Regions from separate parts of the Homo sapiens genome. Here region 1 is linked to region 2. The links are chromatin contacts, found by Hi-C or POLR2A ChIA-PET in ENCODE. All regions are on one chromosome and are shown on one strand. The core of a region is the stretch at or near the end of the contact, and the rest is flanking DNA. Distances in the headings are between cores, read along the strand shown.

Region 1 (5,716 bases), core at 1,370-3,869, 260 kb before region 2:
ATCAGTCTAATGAGTCAGACCCACTGATATATATTAGTGGACCTGGCTTCTGTTCTAGGTCAGGAACTGAGAGCTCCTGACACTTTGTAATAGTGTAATAGGGGATAAAATGTCAGAAATTTCAGTGAAAATGGAGGTTAAGTTGTGCATTTTAAAAGCAATTTTTAGGTATAAGGTAGTAAGTAGCTAGTACTTATGTGCCAGCAGTTCAGAAAGCAAAACCCAATGGCCAATTATTCTTTGCTTTGTACATTTGGGGACTATAAGCAGACGGACACTAAGGAGCACACATCCCTGGATTTATTTCTCAAAACATATCGCACATTCCTAATTTTCCTCACAGATCTTTTTAAAGATTACTCTCAGAATGTGCCCAAAGAGTCCCTGAACAAATGCTATTCATTTTGGTAAATATAACAAAAATCATTAGAAGATATCAGCATTTTAAATAGCGATTATAATCCGGTGGTTGACTTCTGTATTGCCCTGTTCGGTATCTATATGTTTTGTAAAGGCTTACATTGACTTGTTTACAGATATACCATTTGCATTTAGCTAATTGTGACGTCTGTGGTCATTTTCTATAAAGAGGTTGGTCTTTAAGCTGTTGGTAATGAATGTGGCTTAGTTTCTACTGGAAAATCTGATTCAGCTTACATCATTTTGACTTATAGCACCTTTGCCAGGAATGAAATCTAAGAGTGCAAGACTGCCTTGTTTTTCCCCAGGTCTGCAGAGGCCTGTTGCTTTTAATGGGTTGTGTGTAGGACACAAGGATGTGACTCATCTATCCACTTAAGAGTCATAAAACAGTAATGCAGACAGCTCAGCGTCAGTCATAACGTTCATTGTATGCACCATACTGAATGGGCATTACCATTTAGTTTTTGTTATTTTACAGGAAAGTGGGCATTGGTACCCAGTGGACAAACAAAATATTTATTAAGCTTATTGTCATCAATGTCATTAATATAACTGTTTTCAGTGAGCGTAGAACAAGTGTGTGGAGCTATTTGTTGTCAACTGAACATCCCTGCCACCCCTTCTAATGTCTCCCTGCTCCATGGAAGAGAAATCAGGACTGTAGTTGTAATTTGCAGAATTCTCTTCTCTGTGAGGTTCAGGAGAGACCATCCAGGAAGACGCACTTGTATGAGGAAGGAGGAAGGCAAGGCCAGTATTCTCCAGTGGCAGTTGTAGGCACACGCATGGAGAGATGTAAGGTTCAAAGCAGCTTTCAGATGAACTTTTGGAGAATTGCCTTTTGTGCTACGAGAGGGGATAGATGTCTAGAGCATCTCTCGACTCACAAGTTTTGCAGTTTTCCAGGTGAGCTCCTGGGAATCGTGTGCTTCAGTGCTCCAAGCAGAGTGTTAACAATGGCCTCCTTGACCTTTGCTTCCCTAACAGTTGCAGAAGCTTCACTTTCTTGTCTAAAACTATTAATATTTGGAAGACACAGAGTGGCTTCTATTTTCCTGATAAAAACGTGGCTGATATAAGAAGTAATTATTTAAAAATTAATAAAAAATTAGAAAAGGTAGAATGCATAAATCATAGATTAAAATAAACTGCCAGTGGGCTATGGTTACTATAAAAATAAGATGGTCAAAGGCTGATCAAATGGAAGAATGAATAAATAAAAGTCATTCAAATAATCAATCAATTATAGAACAATCAATTAAATATATTAAATATTAAGTTTATGTAATTATAATTTATCTATTATGTACATATTATATTTAATCTGTAAATATATATGATATATATATAACAACTAGGAATCTAGATTCGGTATCACACGATTAGTACCAAGCATGAAGTGAGCACAGCAAGCAGGAAGTAAGGCCAGGATGAAAGAACACATCCCAGCTAGAAACAGGAAATTAGAAGTTTGATTCACTTATTTATTCATGCAACAAATATTTTTGAGCACTTTCTACCCCAAGTACTGTGCTAAATGGTGGAGGATGCAACAAGAACAAGATAAACGGGTAACTGCTCTTGAGGTGCTTATGCTCTACTTGGGAATATGGACAAGTGAATAGCCAACTGTCATTGAGTGTGATGCGTGTCATGATGAGAGAAGTACATCGTGTTGTAGGAACACCTAGAGGCAGGAAGTAGGGTGTGGGGTGGGGAGGAAAAAAGACTTCCTGAGAAAGTGGCTTCTAAGCTGAGACTTGAAGGATGAAAGGAGGTTAATGGTCAAGGTGCATGGGGTAGAGGAGATGGAGGTTGAAGAGGGAGCTCAGAGACTGTTCTGGTAGGCACCCCATTGTCAGGTGGTAGTGGTGGTAAACTCCACAGGCAATGGGGAGATATCGCAGGGTTTTAAGTAGCAGAATGATATGATCAGGTTTATGATTTCAAATGATGCCTCTGGCTGTAGGTTCAAGAATGGATTTCAGTGAGCAACGTGGATGTGGGGAGAACAACTAGAGAGTGTTGTAACAGTCCACATACGAGATGTCCATAACTTGGACATGGCAGTGGGGATGGAGAGAAGTTAGCAGATACAAGAAATGTTTAGTCGATGACTGACAGAGAGGTTAGAGAATGGGAGAAGTCAAGGATGACTCATTTCACATATACAGAAACTGAAGCTTAGAGGGATTGCATAGCTCACCTAAGGTCACATAGCCCGGAACAGTGAAGTTGGGATTCAAACCTCAATTCGGTCAACTCTAGAGCCTTCAACTTTACCTCTAAGCTCTGTAGTGTATGGACCAGAACAGGCCACGAAGCCTCAAGTTTTAAAAAATCATTAGGATGAGGTCCTTGTGTCACACAAGTTGACTGTTTTGTATTAATGTGACAGAGTGGTTCTGCTGGGCTCTCTTCATCTCTTGTCATATCTGTACTGTATTTTTTCTACTTGATTTAACTTATTTTCATAATTTTTCCCTGTGTGTGTGTGTAAATGTTGTTGTAACTAAAGGAAAATGGAGTGGGGAAAGAAGAAGATTTCTCCTTCTCACTAAAATTTTGGTTTCAAGCTAAAGTAAAAACAGAAGGCATTTCTCCTTTACTTTTTACAGTATGTATATCTGTAGCTGTGGAAGTTCTAGAGGGTAAAAGCCACAACCAGCTGTCACGTTTTGTTTGCCAAAATGACTAAGATAATGGGTAAGGCTGAGAAAGCTGTAAAATAATTATCCCATATTGCTCCTAAACACCCACCTTTTCTGTTACACTTGAGATCTGTTAAACAAGTCTGAAATAGTTGGAAACAAATACTGACATGTCCGTGATTGTAACTCCCGTCTATTTGTGGATGAATGTCAAGCCTCCCACTCCTGAACAAACCCCTGCGCTGAGCTCCAAACACCCGAGGACATCCCCGGCCAAGTAACCCGGGCTCCTTAAACTTTATGTGCTGTGACAATCTCAGCTGAGCTAAGGCCCCTCGCTACCATCCCTCTGGCTGTAGGATCAAGAATGGATTTCAAAAGAGCAACATTACCACTACTACTACTATTGCTACCACCCCCAGCCTTTTTTCCTGAAACCTGTACCAACCAAGTCAACAAAACCAGATGCTTAGGAGCTAGTCTAGATTCCTCTTTCTCTCCTATTCCTCACATCTCGTCAGCCAGTAAATCCTGGCGATCCTATCTCTTAAATACCTCTTTAGTTTTTTCTTCCCTCTTCATTTCCACTGTGGTTGTCTTAGTACTGGCCACTGCTTCCAAATTCCTGACGGATATTAATTTTTGTGATGCAGAAACAAGAAAATGGAATGCCCAGTAATTTGCAAACTCATAAATTATTCTATATTTAGTGTGACTTATTACTTACGTGTTTTTAAAATAATAAAAATTGGTCATAATCATAAATAATGAAGAGTTTTTCTGTAACAGGGTTATACTAAAAATTTGAGAGGCTTTCTGTAAAGAAAGAAAAAGAGATAATAATAAATGCTTTGCTACTATTGCTATGAACCGAAACACTATGACACAATTATATATTTCAATAATATGCAAAAATGGCCTCTACCTAATATACACATTTGATAATAGAAAACATTAGAAGAGAAAATAAACACAAAATCAATGCCAAGTAAAGATTATTAGTACATTGAGTGATAATACAACAAATATTAAATATTTTTAAAATTATCCTTAATAAAATTGTAAGACACATAGGCATGAATTTCACTGTCAAATAGTTTTGGACAATATTAGGACAAATATTGCAAATGTAGAAAAATATCTTTCATCTTGTGTTACATTAATTGAATTGATTGATTAAAGATGTGTTCAAAAGCATCTTCAAATTGGGAGTCAGGGAACATGTTGCTTCAAATAAGTTCATTTCCTTTTTTAGCAATGAAAATATTTTATCTGCTTATTCTGGTTTTCATTTGTCCATTGAAAAATATACTATTTTTGTTAATTCAGATTTTAGGTCAGTTTCGGGTGGCTTACTAGAACATTATATAACAACATTAATTTATTCTCTTCGTAGTTTTGTTGGGCGGTCAACATACTTGGAAAGAACTTCAGTGAATAGCAGATATTTAAACACTAGAAAATGCCAACAATTCGGGCAATACTCAAATAACATGACATTCATATCTTCTAACAAGGTTACCATCACCCCTGTGGATTTGCATGACAAAATTGTCCATTTAGGGATTTATTTTGCTTCCGAAACTTGTATTTCTTGACACACTGCTTATAGGACTTATATAACAGTTACTGAATGTATAATCTTATTAATATTTATTTTATTTGCAAGAGTAACTGATTACCAGCAGACAGGGCTACCAACACACACTGACTCCATGGCCACAGCCCTAAGAAAGACTGATTAGGCTGTGGCTGCTTCTGTCTTACATGCCTCTGCCCCGTTTCCAGATATGTCAACCTTAATACTTGTCTCTGTGGCTCAGGGTTCCTGTTCTTACTTTTGGCTTGATGTCATTGGGTTCCTTTGAGCCAGTAATGTTTCTTTGTTAATTGTTAAGCTCTAATTCTCACAGGAGAATTATAATACTTTCATGTTTCTGATTTCTTGACTGATTTTTCTAAAATTTGGAACTTAGAAAAACATATAAATTTCTTGAGAAATGTCAGGAAAGAAGTCCCGCATGGAAACAGTATTACAGACCCTGTAATGTCTTAGTCAAATAATCACTATATAATACTGGTCTCTGGCCTCTTGCCATGTCTCCTTTCAGTCTAACCCTCCCACTGCTTATTCTGTAAAATGGACGTGAACTTAACAAATTGTGTTATAATTTTAAAATATGCTTGCCTTTTCCACGAGACTGCACATTTCTTAAAAGCAGGAACTGAGTCTTAGCTCTTGATCTCCAATGTCTAGCAATGAATTGACGCATTTTAGGTTCTCAATATATGCATGATAAATTGAGATGAATTAAATTGAATTTATTTGAAATAGAAAGATAGTGAGGACTTCTGGTTTTGGAAACCTGGTAGATTGAGACAATACATCTCTTCCATGACAATTGCCTGGGAATTCTAGATAACATACAGTAAAAACTTTAAAAACAGAGTTGAATTCAGAAGAAAACAACAAAGAAGGCTTTAGGTAGCACAGATAAGCAAAGACCCTGACAGCTAGAGCCATAAGCACTGAAGTTGAAGTGCAGCTTGTGGGCCAGGGCAGGGCTTGTGGGGAGGGAGTCTGCAGGGATGATGCAGTTTCAGATCAGGAATTAAGCTGAGGTTTCTATAACCATCTAGGA
Region 2 (6,030 bases), core at 3,169-5,668:
CCTAAAAGATAAACACCCTTCCCCAAATGTCCCTTCTAACTGGCTGGTTGACTGTCCCCTGGGTGTGACTGCACGGGTTAGTCCCGGGTGTGTAACCAAGTTGGAAAAGTCTTCCTGATTTCTGAGTACTATGACAAGGAGGAGAGTGGCATACAGTGGACTGAAACTATAACGAAGCACTGACGTGACCCTGGCACTTTGCAAAAAATACCTTCTGCTTGAGGATATTGATCTATGATTTTATGAGCCTCTCCAGCTCTGTAGGTCTAACCACCAAAGATCAGACAGGTAAGAGATTCAACAGACCCATTCTGCCAGAGAAGGGGAAAAGAATTAGATTATAGGTTAGTGGAATAATTAAAAGTCTCATCCTATTCGCAGGCTGTAAAATGTCCAAGTATCTACACTCACCTCCCCACAAATGTGCATGTGTAAATGTAAGGTAATTCTAGGTTCTAAGTAGAAAAAATTGTAATAAAAGTAATTAGTACCATAGGTTCATTTATCAGTATCTTCATGTGAAAACCCTTAGGGTAATTGTAACAATCCTTATTTTTGTGAAGCAAGTTATCCATTTTTTCTCAACACGCCTCAAATTTAGAAACTGCCTGATTCTAAAGATCAGACAGAAAGGCAGAGGCTTCAAAAATGACCACGCCGATGCTTCCACAAACTATTCTACCCCAAGAAACCAGCTTTCTTCAAGTGGGCTTTTCCACCAAGAAACATTAATCACAACCGGAAAAAGAAAATAAAGCATCCTAAATGAAGTGTATTTATGATATCCTAAAATGCACCTCTCTTTTGGCCTTTGTAATGACGGTCAATGCTCTGAAGTTGGAGAGCTCATCGCTGATTTCTAAATGGCATTACACTGCCTTCTGAGTAGGGATTACTGTTTACAGATTTAAGAATAAAACCAACTTTTTATATACTAACTTAATTCTAAGCATATTCCACCCCTCACCAATGGCCTGAATGACACAACTCTTTTCAAATGGAGGCATTCTTTTGGGCTTAGCTGTTTAAATTTTAGTTTAAATGTGATGATAAACCGTTCTGTGGTGAGGCTTACAGGGAAAGGATTCCCTTTTGCAGTGTCTATTAGGATGATTTACGAGACGTACTAGGAAACCGAGAGAAATTTAGAGACATCTTTCCAAGACTAAAATTATTGTGTTTATAATAAGAAAGCGTCTGTTAAACAACAATTTTTGGAAGGTGAGGATTCCATCAAGGCTAGAATGTCGAACAATAAATTCCTGTCAGGTGATTATCTGCCTGAGATGAAAACTATTCCCATTTCTCAGTTTGCTTGAATACATGCTATTCTGCCTGATATTTGGTACCATAAATTGACCTTTAGGTTACTAAATCCACAGAGCATGAACTGTTTCATTATGCAGTGTTTTTTTTTTTTTTAATGCTGTAGTTTTCTTTCCATCCCAATTTTATGCACTTATTGTACATGCTGGTAACTTTTTAATTTTGAGGCCTTTTTTTTCTCTTAGTTTTCATTATTTTACCTGACACAGTTCACTTCTGTTACACGTCTTTAAATCTTAAATCAGCAAATGAAAGGCTGAGAAAGTTCAGTAACTTTAATTCCAATGTATGCCTTTCACTTGAACTTTTTATGCATTGCTTCCACCACCAGTGCTCAACATTTAGTTCCATCTAGCAAAAAAAAAAAAAAAAAAAAGAAAAAGAAAAGAAAAGAAGAAAATTACAGTGTCCTTTGGGATGCCAGCAACTTATTGTTGTTGTTTTTAATTAATAAGAAAAAAGATTACATTCATCTAATCAAAGATTTTTGTCCTGACCTTAACTGTTAAAAACAAAAATGCTTTGAAAGTATGGTATTTGCAAAACCCCTGAGAAGACACTAATGGGATTCCCATGATCTAATACATGTAAGGCTTTAACTGTAACTGTAAACCCACTGAAGGCTTATGATCTGAAAGTATGAACTATTGTAGCCAGTTTTTATGGGTTTAATTCCACCAGCAAATCCCAGTTTCTATATTTTAATTCTCAACTAGAGCAAAATAACGACACATTTTCAACTAACAATCCGAAAGAAGAAAGTACTGGAATAACGGAGCCAGAAAACCATTGCCAACAGCCACCCTCTACCACGAACCATCAGTGAACTTCGAAAAGCACAAGACTGAGCAACACTTAAGTCTGTGAAATACGTGCATTTCACTTATAACACTCACAAAACTACATATGAATCATTTTTTTTTCCTCTGATTTATTTCCCACACAAGGTTCAATAAAACACGACACTTACTCAGCCACCTCTGACTGAATGACTATTCTCTGCAGCTATTTATTACTCCTCTTCTGCCACGTTTTCTTCTATGATCCAATTCTGTGACTCCTATAAGCCAGGAAAAGCTGCCTTCAAGTCAACACAGCACAAAGTCACTGAAAATTCTGCCGGCACTAGGCTCTACCTAGGTGCTTAGAAGTTGTTCTGTTTTGTCCTGGGAATGTCCCATACGCAATGTTAATGACTGAAACAGATCCTCTCTTTTTCCTCGAAGGGAATTGAGTTATTATAACAAAGGATGATTTGTGCTCAAAACAATATTCAACTTATCACCCCTATTCAGTATGTATGTGTCCAAGGGTCCACAACCACCTATACACAAATGTAAAAATATCAGTTCTCAGGAGATCTATCTTGTTTCTAAAATTTCTTATTTGTTCCTTGTTTCATATATTTCTTGGTTTTAAAAATTCAGTATTACAAGGCTTGTTATGGGACATCAGGCCTAATTCTACCTTACAGACAAATTAACTTTAAAAAGGCATAACTGAATACAGTATACATTTTACAACCAAATACATGTAGGAACAATTTGGTTTTAAAAGAACTTCACTGTATGTATTTATCATATGTTTACTGATTGTCATATAGGGACTATCAATGGAACCAAGAGAAAATACAGGATTCCACGCATTGAGCATTAACAACTCAAATGTTCCAAAAAATATCTTCCAAAACTGTTGGCCCTTCATTTTTTCATTTTAAGTGTAATTTAATTTATCTCATGCCTCTCATGCAACTAACAATCTCAAAGGTTCTTTTGGTTTGGAAATACTTTATGCTTACCTTTAATGGAAAGCACACTCAATAACTTTTTTCTGATAAAAAGTGCTCCTACTTCTTTTTCGTTTTATTATACCCATGTTCCATAACCTAAATCCTAACAATGCCGAGATACTTTGAAACTTGGATCTTCTCTTAATGCATTCAAAATTTTAAAAGTACCTTGGATTTATTTTCGATAGAAACTCTACTACGTTTTCAATATATGTATTAAGTTCTCTTTATCTTTACTATTGCTCTTACCTCCCGTGAAGAGAGAAAACCAGGTGTGAGTAATGTTTTCATTGTTACCATTGCTGGTTTTGGTCACTTAAGACAAACGAGGGTGACCTTTTCGGCTTGACTTAAGACAAACGAGGGTGACCTTTTCGGCTTGTGCCACAAAGACAATGTACTTCAGAACTACTTTCTCAGAGGGCGATCATTGTAAGCAAAGCTCAGTGAATTCGAGATTTTGTTGAGAACCTCAGGATACTGATTTACTTGCAAAATTCACAGTGGAGACAGTAGGAGGCTGGACAAGTTAACTCAAGGTGAGATGCAAGGCCGCCAAGCTCAAGTTTGAAATTCACACACACCACCACTTCCTGAAACAACGATTTAGACGCTGAACCTGCTCAAGTGTTTGAACTTTCAGCAGGAAACGAGGAAGCGTTCTCCTCCGAGCAGGACAATCAGGCGTTGCGCGAGCAGCCCACTCCTAAGGCCCTGCCGCCTTTATTTCCACTCGTGCCATCCACACCTTGCGTGGTCCTTCCCGGCCACGTCGCAGATGCCTTTGCAATGCCCACCGCTTGCTGAGGCGCAGGAAAAGAATCCCTTAACTTAACCCTTCCTCTCGCCCTCGGATCGCAAAGCACAGGCCACCTACACGGACGTGAAAGCTACCGAACCCCACTTATCCCCTAGCGGAGCGTCTTACCCGTACAGGAATGCAGGGGCTTGGGTCGCACGACCAGCGACGGGCACACGGAGTAGAGGGAAAGTTTCTCAAAGTAATCGCAGGTCTCCTTGGAGAGGATCTCGTCGATCATGAAAGTCTTGTAGCGCCGCCTGGCTGCTTTGAGCTGGCCGGGCGAGCTCAGCCTCAGCTCGGCGTGGCAGTGCATGGTGAGCCGGCGCGAGCGTCCGCCGGCCCGAGCGCGGCTGCGAGTGCCCGGCCCGCTGGGGCCGCGGGGCTGGCGCGACGGCGGGGCCTGGGCCCCGCTCCCGGCAGCTGGGGAGGCGGCGGGGCTCGGGTGGCGCGCGGAGGAGAGCGGGTAGCGGGCGCGCCTGCCGCGCGTCTAGACCCACCCGCAGATCAGCATCTTCGCTGAGCCTTTTTGGGACAACGCAGCTGTCAATCAGCGCGAGCTTCCTGCAGGGCCGGGTGCGGAGTGTGTGCTGAGGGGCGTCCGCGCCCACCCCGCCCCCGCCCGCCCGTGCCACTCCGGCGCCGACCTGCGCGCCTAGTGCCCGGCGGCTCTCAGTCGCTGCCTCCCGCTCTGGTGTCTCGCGCTCCTCTGCCTGGCTCTCTATTTTAAGACGCTCGTTTTGGCTCTCCTCCCCCTCCCCCCCGGGACGCGCTCCAGGTGTGTGTGCAGGAGTGTGCGCGCGGTGCGGGGAGCGCGCACCGCCCCAGCCCGCGGCCAAGGCCCAGGCCGGTAGCTCCCCGGGGCAGTGTTCCCCATGAGCACCTTACTGCCTGTCCTGCCACCCGCCGGCCCGGCTCCCAGTGTCCGCAGCCCAGCGGGAGGGCACGTTCAGGTCTCTTACTAGAAAGAAGTCTAGTCCTCACTAGGCTCCCGGGACTTCGGGCCACAGAGCCAGTGCCCCCGAGGACCCACCGTGCCTTTCTCCTTCCCCGCGTGGACGGTTTCCCGAAGACCGCGGCTTCCCAAGCCCTCCACTCGCAGTCTCGCAGCCCGCGCTGAGCCTGCGCGCTCCGAGCGTAAGACTTTTGAGCTGAAGTTGCAAACTTGACTGCCCCAAGATCCCAAATCATAAATGACCCTGGCCCCGTCCGTTACCCTCATAAAAAACTGAGAAAAAAAAAAAGATAAGAAAAGAAAAACTAATAAAAGTGTGAGTTATCGCCGGGCGCGGTGGCTCAAGCCTGTAATCCCAACATTTGGGAGGCCGACGTGAGACGATAGCTTGAGGTCAGAGGTTCGAGACCAGCCTGGTCAATATAGGGAGACCCTGTCTTTACAAAAGAAAAATTAAAAACAGGCATGGTGGTGCACGCCTGTAGTCCCAGCTACTGGAGAGGTTGAGGCAAGAGGAAACCTGTAGTCCCAGCTATTGGAGAGGTTTAGGCAGGAGGAAATCTTGAGCCCAGGAGTTCGCGGCTGCAGTGAGCCGGGATCTCGTCACTGCACTCCAGCCTGGGCGACAAGAGCGAGATTCTGACTTTTTAAAAAAGTGTGCGGTTTTTTTTAAAACATTGTTTATAAAAACATTTTTTCCTCGTTGGAAAGGGTCAGAGCTGCACGATTCTAGGGAGCCGGCGGGCACTGGGGCAGCCTGTCCCATGCGGGCTTCTCCCAGCGCCCGAGTCTTCCGGCAAAGGGGCTTTCAATATCCGGATCCCTCGCGATACGACCGGGTTAGAGAGTCGCGAAGACAGGCGTTTATTGGGTGATTTGCCTTTTTCTTTCCAGGCTCTTAGTCTTAGGGTCTGTTCCAATCAAAATCTGTACGGACTTTAGTTGTTCATTGGAATTGCTGCGTAAAGGGGACCCCGCCGAGCCTCCGCGCCCGGGAAGCCTCCGGCAGCCTGAGTCGCGCCCGGTGTTCGGCGGGAACAGCCCAGTGCACGCCCGTTTCCACGACTTTATGTTGGAATGAGTGTGCATGGGGTTGGAAGGAAAACGCACGACAGGGACACTGAGAAGTATAGACGCGGATGGCCTTCCCTAGGGCCGAGT

What was found. A loop is a pair of places that touch in the nucleus more often than their neighbours do. ChIA-PET counts read pairs that join two places held with the same protein, here RNA polymerase II (POLR2A). Pooled maps may share reads with other maps.
Region 1: a loop to region 2 is called in a pooled map, with 7 times the contacts of the local background. The contact joins the enhancer-like site here to the promoter of BARX2 in region 2. A Hi-C loop is called at or near these places in 2 of 168 maps with a recorded cell type or tissue (PC-3 and PC-9) and 12 of 50 pooled maps. POLR2A ChIA-PET finds 5 or more read pairs at or near these places in 3 of 52 experiments (MCF 10A and activated naive CD4-positive, alpha-beta T cell).

Annotation. Positions count from the first base shown.
Region 1 is chr11:129,634,559-129,640,274 of GRCh38, reverse strand. No RefSeq gene overlaps it. Among named protein-coding and RNA genes, the nearest start is that of LINC01395, 20 kb to the right of the region's middle. RefSeq lists an enhancer at 1-1,095. Within about 2 kb of position 2,619, at least 3 of the 41 ENCODE cell types and tissues checked have a DNase peak (open chromatin) inside an H3K27ac peak, as active enhancers do; they include PC-3 and PC-9, where a contact is called at or near this core.
Region 2 is chr11:129,374,236-129,380,265 of GRCh38, reverse strand. BARX2 (BARX homeobox 2) reads right to left here and starts at 4,418. Exons shown (of 4, transcript NM_003658.5): 1 at 4,044-4,418. The coding sequence starts at 4,230.